2 separate regions of the Homo sapiens genome follow, and region 2 is linked to region 1. The links are chromatin contacts, found by Hi-C or POLR2A ChIA-PET in ENCODE. All regions are on one chromosome and are shown on one strand. Each heading gives the region's core, a stretch centred on a gene start or an enhancer-like site at or near the end of the contact. The rest is flanking DNA. Distances are from core to core; before and after follow the strand shown.

What was found. Hi-C counts contacts between places; a loop is a spot of excess contacts on that map. ChIA-PET counts read pairs that join two places held with the same protein, here RNA polymerase II (POLR2A). Pooled maps may share reads with other maps.
Region 2: a pooled map shows a loop between it and region 1 (2.6-fold over the local background). The contact joins the enhancer-like site here to the promoter of MELTF-AS1 in region 1. A Hi-C loop is called at or near these places in 3 of 50 pooled maps. POLR2A ChIA-PET finds 5 or more read pairs at or near these places in 3 of 52 experiments (Caco-2, PC-9 and Panc1).

The regions. Positions count from the first base shown.
Region 1 is chr3:197,001,243-197,004,394 of GRCh38, forward strand. It overlaps MELTF-AS1 (MELTF antisense RNA 1), which reads left to right and starts at 1,664. Exons shown (of 4, transcript NR_038285.1): 1 at 1,664-1,731; 2 at 2,360-2,728; 3 at 2,855-3,117. It overlaps MELTF (melanotransferrin), which reads right to left. Exons shown (of 16, transcript NM_005929.6): 15 at 2,659-2,857; 16 at 498-2,209. The coding sequence ends at 2,130. RefSeq lists silencers at 1,163-1,242, 1,393-2,182, 2,223-2,622.
Region 2 is chr3:197,598,090-197,601,241 of GRCh38, forward strand. No RefSeq gene overlaps it. Among named protein-coding and RNA genes, the nearest start is that of BDH1, 44 kb to the left of the region's middle. Within about 2 kb of position 1,650, at least 5 of the 41 ENCODE cell types and tissues checked have a DNase peak (open chromatin) inside an H3K27ac peak, as active enhancers do.

The DNA of each region.
Region 1 (3,152 bases), core at 414-2,913:
TGAAGCCATGAGAGAGGGAAGCAGAGAAAACCTCCCCTTCCAGAGGGAGAGCAGAGCACTGATGAAGACCAGCCGGGCCCACCCCCACCTCAGTAGATACCACAGAGCACCCACTGTAGGGTCTCTGGGAGATCCGCTCCCCACGCCCCCCTCCAGTGAGTTAGCAGCGAGCTTGCCAGAGAAAAGATGTGGGCCGCTTATTTTGGAGGTGTGGGGCAGGGGGCAGCAGAGAAGTTTGCACCCTTCTCTGCACCCATCCACAGAAGGGCAGACACCCCAGAGCCTGATGGGGTGGAGGCAGCTGGAATGTGCCAGGGCAGCGGAGGCCCTGCAAGAGCCAGAGAACCAGTCCAGGTCGAAGAAGGGCGCGGGGGGCCTCACTGACTAGAGGATGAGAGTGGTCCCTGACTGGCTCTTGGAGAATGGAATCTGCCCTTCTCGGTGGAGCAGGTAGGCCTTTGAGTGCCTAACAAAACGAAAGAAATCGGCAGCAGAAGTTTCTATCAGGGTCCAAGCCTCTGCATGTGCTGGCTTGTTTGGCTTTATTTTAGAAACCAACCAACATGTTTCATTAGCACTGACACAGCAGGGGTCCCCTGCTGCCACCTGACAATCCAGCGTCACTTACACTGCACCCACGCAGGCCACACCTTCAATGGCCACGGCACGCTAGCCCAGAGTTAGCCACACAGAAACACACTTCTCACCGCACAAAACTCCCTTTTGAAAAAACCAAGCAATCGTCAGGTCGGAGGAGAATCACTAGCCCCCCACAGCGAGAGGGGACAAAGCTTGGTGGCCGAGGCCCAGGTCCTTGTGGCCCCTCCCGGTGGGGTGAAGGTGCCCGGGACTCCTCGGGGTTGCATGGCTACAGCCGGGGCGCTGCCAGGGCCTCCTCTGCGGCTGAGAGATGGAAGGGATCCTTCCCGACGCCCGCAGGTGGGGGCGAGCCACCGGGAACCGGGCCTGTCACCAGCATCCCCGAGCCCCCGCAGACCGGAATGCAAATGGCTCCGCGCCCACGCGGCTCCCGGTCTGCTGACGAGGGCTGCCTGCTCCCATTTCTTCTCTTCCTCTTCATTTTTTTTAAGGGCTGCCAGTTCTGGAAACTTTTTCTGGCTTCTCAGACAACTGTGGCAAGATGGAGTAGAGAGAGGCCCCGGCCGGGCGCTTTCTGCTGCCTCGCGGAGGGGCGGGCACGGGGAGTGAGGGGTCCCCAGGCCCAGCGGGTGCGGGGCCGGGTGAGGAGACGGAGCTCACCCCCGTTCGGAACCCAGAAGCATGGCGGGTCCCCACGCGCAGCCCTTCAGGGGCCTCGGGAGCCCGCGGCCTGGGTCACCTCCGGCTCCCTTCAGGCGGGGGGCGGCTGCTGCCGCCAGGCTCGGGCGTGGGTGCGGGCGGTGGGCATCCCACGGGGGTAGGGGAGGCGAGAGCCTGAGGAGACTCGGGAGGGGGCCCGTGGACGCGGCTGGCCCGGGATGGAGCTGGCGCGGCCACAGTGGGGGACGAGGCAGGGCACGCGGCGTTCCCCGGGCTCGGCCTCCCTCCCAGCGCACGGGCGGTCGGAGGAACTGGAGCCCCCACCCCGGACACGGTCCCGCGGGCGAAGGCTTCTCCCCGTCGCCCCGGTCCGGCCTCCCTCCCGCCGCCGCCAGCAGAGGCCGCTGTCCCACGCGCCGGGTCCCGTTGGCGCCGGGGCCTCCTGGGACGGCCTGGCCGCGGCCTGCGGGTGTAGGCGCCTCGGCGGCCACCGCGTCCCCAGGGGGCCTCGCGGACGGGGGCGCGGGGCTGCGGGGAGGAGGCGGGCGGGCCCCTCGGGCGACACCGCGGGGCGGGCGGCGGGAAGCCCGGACTCAGCGGTTTCCTGGGCAACCGGCCTCCTCCGGCGCGGCCCGCGCGGCTCCAGGTGGCGGGAGGCGGCGGTTGGCGGGAAGGGCCGCGCGGGCCCGGGGGCGGCGCCTCAGGTAGCAGCGCCAGGTGGCGCCCGTGGGCGGCGGGGCTCCCGGGGAGGCGCCTGCTCCCGCCCACGCCGGGCCCGGCCTTCGCGAGCTTCCTTCTGGATTCCAGCGCGAAGCCGCCGCGGAAACTCCCCGGGCGGGCATCGGAGCTCTGGGGCGGGGCGGCCGGGCTCAGAGGGCGGGCGGGAGCAGGCGGGCGGCGAGGGCGGGCAGCAGCAGCGGGAGCAGGGGCGCCCCGGGCGCCGGGGCCGCTGGGGACGAACGCGGCGGGTCAGGCCCCGAAGCCCGGGCCGCGGTGGCCGCCTCAGGCGCCCGCTCTGGGGTGGGGGTGGGGGCATCTTTCGGGACCGAACTCGCCGCAGCCTCCCTCTTTGTGCTCCTTTCCCCTGCTGCCCTTCCAGATGCGCTCTTTCCAGAAAGGCAGCACACGCATGTCTCTGCCGTGGCCCCAGATCCTCCCCGCGCCGCCGTTTTGAGCGTTCACACTCATTACCCAGGTCCGTCTGGGAGACCCGCCGGGCTCCCGCCCTCCCGGCCCGCAGCCTCCTGGCCAAAATCCTCCCGGGACACCCCACCTGGACTGCTGCGAACGGGCCTCCACCCGCCTCCCCGGACCCGCAGCGCCCCCCGCTCCCTCAGGGTTCTGGGGTGAAGGGGTCTGAATAGCACCAGGGGAGGCGGCAGGGCGGGCCTGTCCTACCTGCGCCCGAGCACTGCTGAGACGACATCCCTTCCAGCGCCGCCACGTAGTCCAGCCCCAGCCAGCCGCGGTAGGTGGTTTTCTCTCCGACAGGCACCGCCCGGACGGTGGCATCCTTGAAAAGCAGGTCTTGGCCATGATAGTTGGAGGAGTCGAACATTTTGAACCCGTTCTTATTGTGGTCGTCTCCAAACAGGTCCTGGAAGCACCGCAGGCAGACGACCTGCTCCTCACTGGGCTCAGGCAGGGTCACCCGCCCAGTGCCGCTAGCTGCAAATTGCTTTACATACAGTGACCCAAAGAGCAAGTCATTTCAGGGCCCCACCACTCTGATTGGAAGTCATAAGCTTGACAACTGATTGGCCTCTGTCACCCAAGCGGGTGTGGGGACACTAGGCCCGCAGGTGCCACTGGAAGAGGCGTTCAGAAGCACTGCGGTGCTCCAGCTCCTGGATGCAGGTCTGAGGCCTGAGATGTCCAGGAAGAAAGACCCA
Region 2 (3,152 bases), core at 400-2,899, 600 kb after region 1:
CTAATGCCTAAGTTTTCTTAGGGAGACTATCTGTGAATAGGGGGATTGTGTAATTTATCATCGAAATGGGAGTCTTTTCAGAGGGAGAAAACTATTCATAAATGTGCCAGGTGATAGATATAAGCCAGGACTGTCCCAGGCAAACCGAGATGGGTAGGCACCCTACCTGTAGTTGGAAACAGGTTTGCCAAAAATTATATACAAATAGCGGTCGATTAGACCTGGTTGGTGCAGCAGTTCTGGGTCTCATCAAACTCAGCAGAATAACACAGAGTAGAGATAGATGATAAGCCACAGGAAACAACAACAAAGGTTCTGAACGTATTTGTGGGTGTGGGAAGGGAATGGGTGAGCCCTCTCCCATCATGCAGCCCTATCCCACTTTATTTCCCAAAGCCTGTGCCTCCTCAGTACTGTGGACATCGTGTCTTGTGGCCAGTCGCAGCTCAGAGCCTCACTCTCTCTCCCAGGCTGGAGTGCAATAGCACGATCTCGGCTTACTGCAGCCTCCGCCTCCCAGGTTCAAGCGATTCTCGTGCCTCAGCCTCCTGAGCAGCTGGGACTACAGGAGCGAGCTACCACACCCAGTTAATCTTTGTATATTTAGTACAGATGGGATTTCACCATGTTGGCCAGGCTGGTCTTGAACGCCTGACCTCATGATCCACCGCCTTGGCCTCCCAAAGTGCTGGGATTACAGGCCTGAGCCACCGCGCCCGACCAGCTGTTCAATTCTTTATAGGAGGGGCTTAGGTTGGGCAAATCTGTTTAGAAGGGAAGGTCAGGGGGACTTTAATCCGGAATTGTAAGGCACTTTACTGAAGACTGGAACAAATGTGATTGTCCATCTCAAAAAAATGGGGTGGTGCTGATGAAGATGATGAGACCCTGAAAGTCAGTCACCATGCAGTCGGCTCCCTCACAGAGCATGCCACCCCAGCGTTTGCCTGCTCACATCCTGCTATGCTTTTCCCCATGCCGAGGACAGTACTGACCTCCCCACCTTTCTCCTGGCACAGCCAGTTTAGCTGCGGGACCCTCTCCTCTGCAGACAGGTCCCAGCAGGGCTCAGAGGCAGGAAGAAGCCGCTATGCCGCTTCTATGAACCAACACTAGAGGTCGCCCTTCTCCAGCATCGGACAAGAGTCCACCAAAGGGAGAGCTCCAGCTTCTGCTTAAAATGCCCTGATCACAGATGACAACTCCGGGGGGACCTCGCCCCACGTGGGAAGGCACTGCTCTAAGGCAGAGGAGGAGGCTGAGCCCACCCAGCCCCAACGGAGGCCCAAGGTTGCTGAGGGGAAGCAGAGCTGGGCTGGAGGCAGGGACAGGCCCATCTTCAGAGTCCTTTCTCCTGCCCAGCCATCCCCGTGGAGAGAACGCTGTGCTCCAGGGGAAGCCAAGTGCCTTGGGATCTGAGGAGCTGCCTGGCGCTGGGCTGGGAAAGACCGAATCGTTTCCAGGAGCGATGAACATCTGGGAGCGACAGAAGCCTGTGCAGCCTGCAGAGTGACTAATGTGTGTGTAAACTGTGAGGGGCTATGCATGCAGAGGCAAGCACATTCATTCGTAATTGGCCGCTCATTCTCTGCAAATAGAGACCCTGTCTAAAGAAGGCTCAGGTGCCCGGTAAGAGCCATCGTAGCCGGGGCTGCCTGGCTTGTCTGTTGTTCTCGCTCCCTTGGGTTCCTGGGCAAGCTTTCCTCACCAAGCCCCGGCTGTCTGTGTAAAAAGGAAGGGAGGGTACTTCCAAAAGGCAATTCTACACTATTTTTTTTTGTTTTTTTTTGAGACGGAGTCTCGCTCTGTCTCCCAGGCTGGAGTGCGGTGGTGCGATCTCGGCTCACTGCAAGCTCCACCTCCCGTGTTCACGTCATTCTCCTGCCTCAGCCTCCTGAGTAACTGGGATCACAGGCGCCCGCCACCAGGCCCGGCTAATTTTTTGTATTTTTAGTAGAGACGGGGTTTCACCGTGTTAGCTAGGATGGTCTGGATCTTCTGACCTAAGGTGATCTGCCCGCCTTGGCCTCCCAAAGTGCTGGGATTACAGGCGTGAGCCACCGCGCCCGGCCCAATTCAACATTCTTTACTTTTCTAGTCATAACCTATTTTCAGCTGGAAACCAGAAAGGCTGGTTCTATGTGCAGATGGCAATGCTGAGGTTTAGAGGTAAAACACCCACCTGAAGTGAATAGAGGCTGGACTGGAACCCAGGATGGCTCACCTGGAGGCGGCGCTCCCATACGGCACCCGGCAGCCTGTTTTGTACAGGAACAATACTTGCCTTCCTCCGCAAAAAACAAACAAACAAACAAAAAATGCAGGGGTTGAAAAGAAAACTGCCTGAGCTGAAAAGTTTTGTTGTTGTTGTTCTGAGACAGGGTTTCCCTGTCGCCCAGGCTGGAGTACAGTGGTGTGATCTTGGCTTACTGCAGCCTCCGCCTCCCGGGAGTAGCTGGGACCACAGGAGTGTGCCACAGCTAATTTTTGTATTTTTGTAGGATATGGTTTTGCCATGTTGCCCAGGCTGGTCTCGAACTCCTGAGCTCAAGCAATCTGCCAGCCTTGTCCTCCCAAAGTGCTGGGGTTACAGGTATGAGCCAGCGTGCCCCACCTGAAAAGTTTTAAATGAGGCAAGGGTGTCAAAACAAACAAAAAACAACAACCAGGAGAAGTGAGCATTGCCTCTGAGCCCCATGTGCGATCCCTCAGATGCCGAGGCAGGTTGCACTATCACCCACCATGAGCCCTCCGACCCTGGCCTGTGGAGTGGAGAAAAGACGCCAACTGCTCCCCTGCAGCACCCTGCGCTTTTCTTCCTCCAGGCCCGATGGTGGGTCTCAGCCAGCTGGTTACACACGAGCGCGCGACATGTCCAAAGCGAAGCACAGCCCTTTGTGTCGTCAGCAGGGGAAGAGATAGCAGTTGCTCCCACATGAAGCCCAGGGTACCTGGCAGAGTGCAGCCCCTCCTCTTCCCACTGGGAGGAAATAGGGTAACTAACCCATTTCCCAGATGCAAAGTGATCTGGAGGTCCTCCCTCAACAGACCCTTCAAGCCGAGCGTCATCGGGAGCTGAGTCATCCAGACACTATGGTACTAGGTCTGTGCCATCACAGAACTAAAGTCACTCTCTCTTCAGCTAGAGGAGA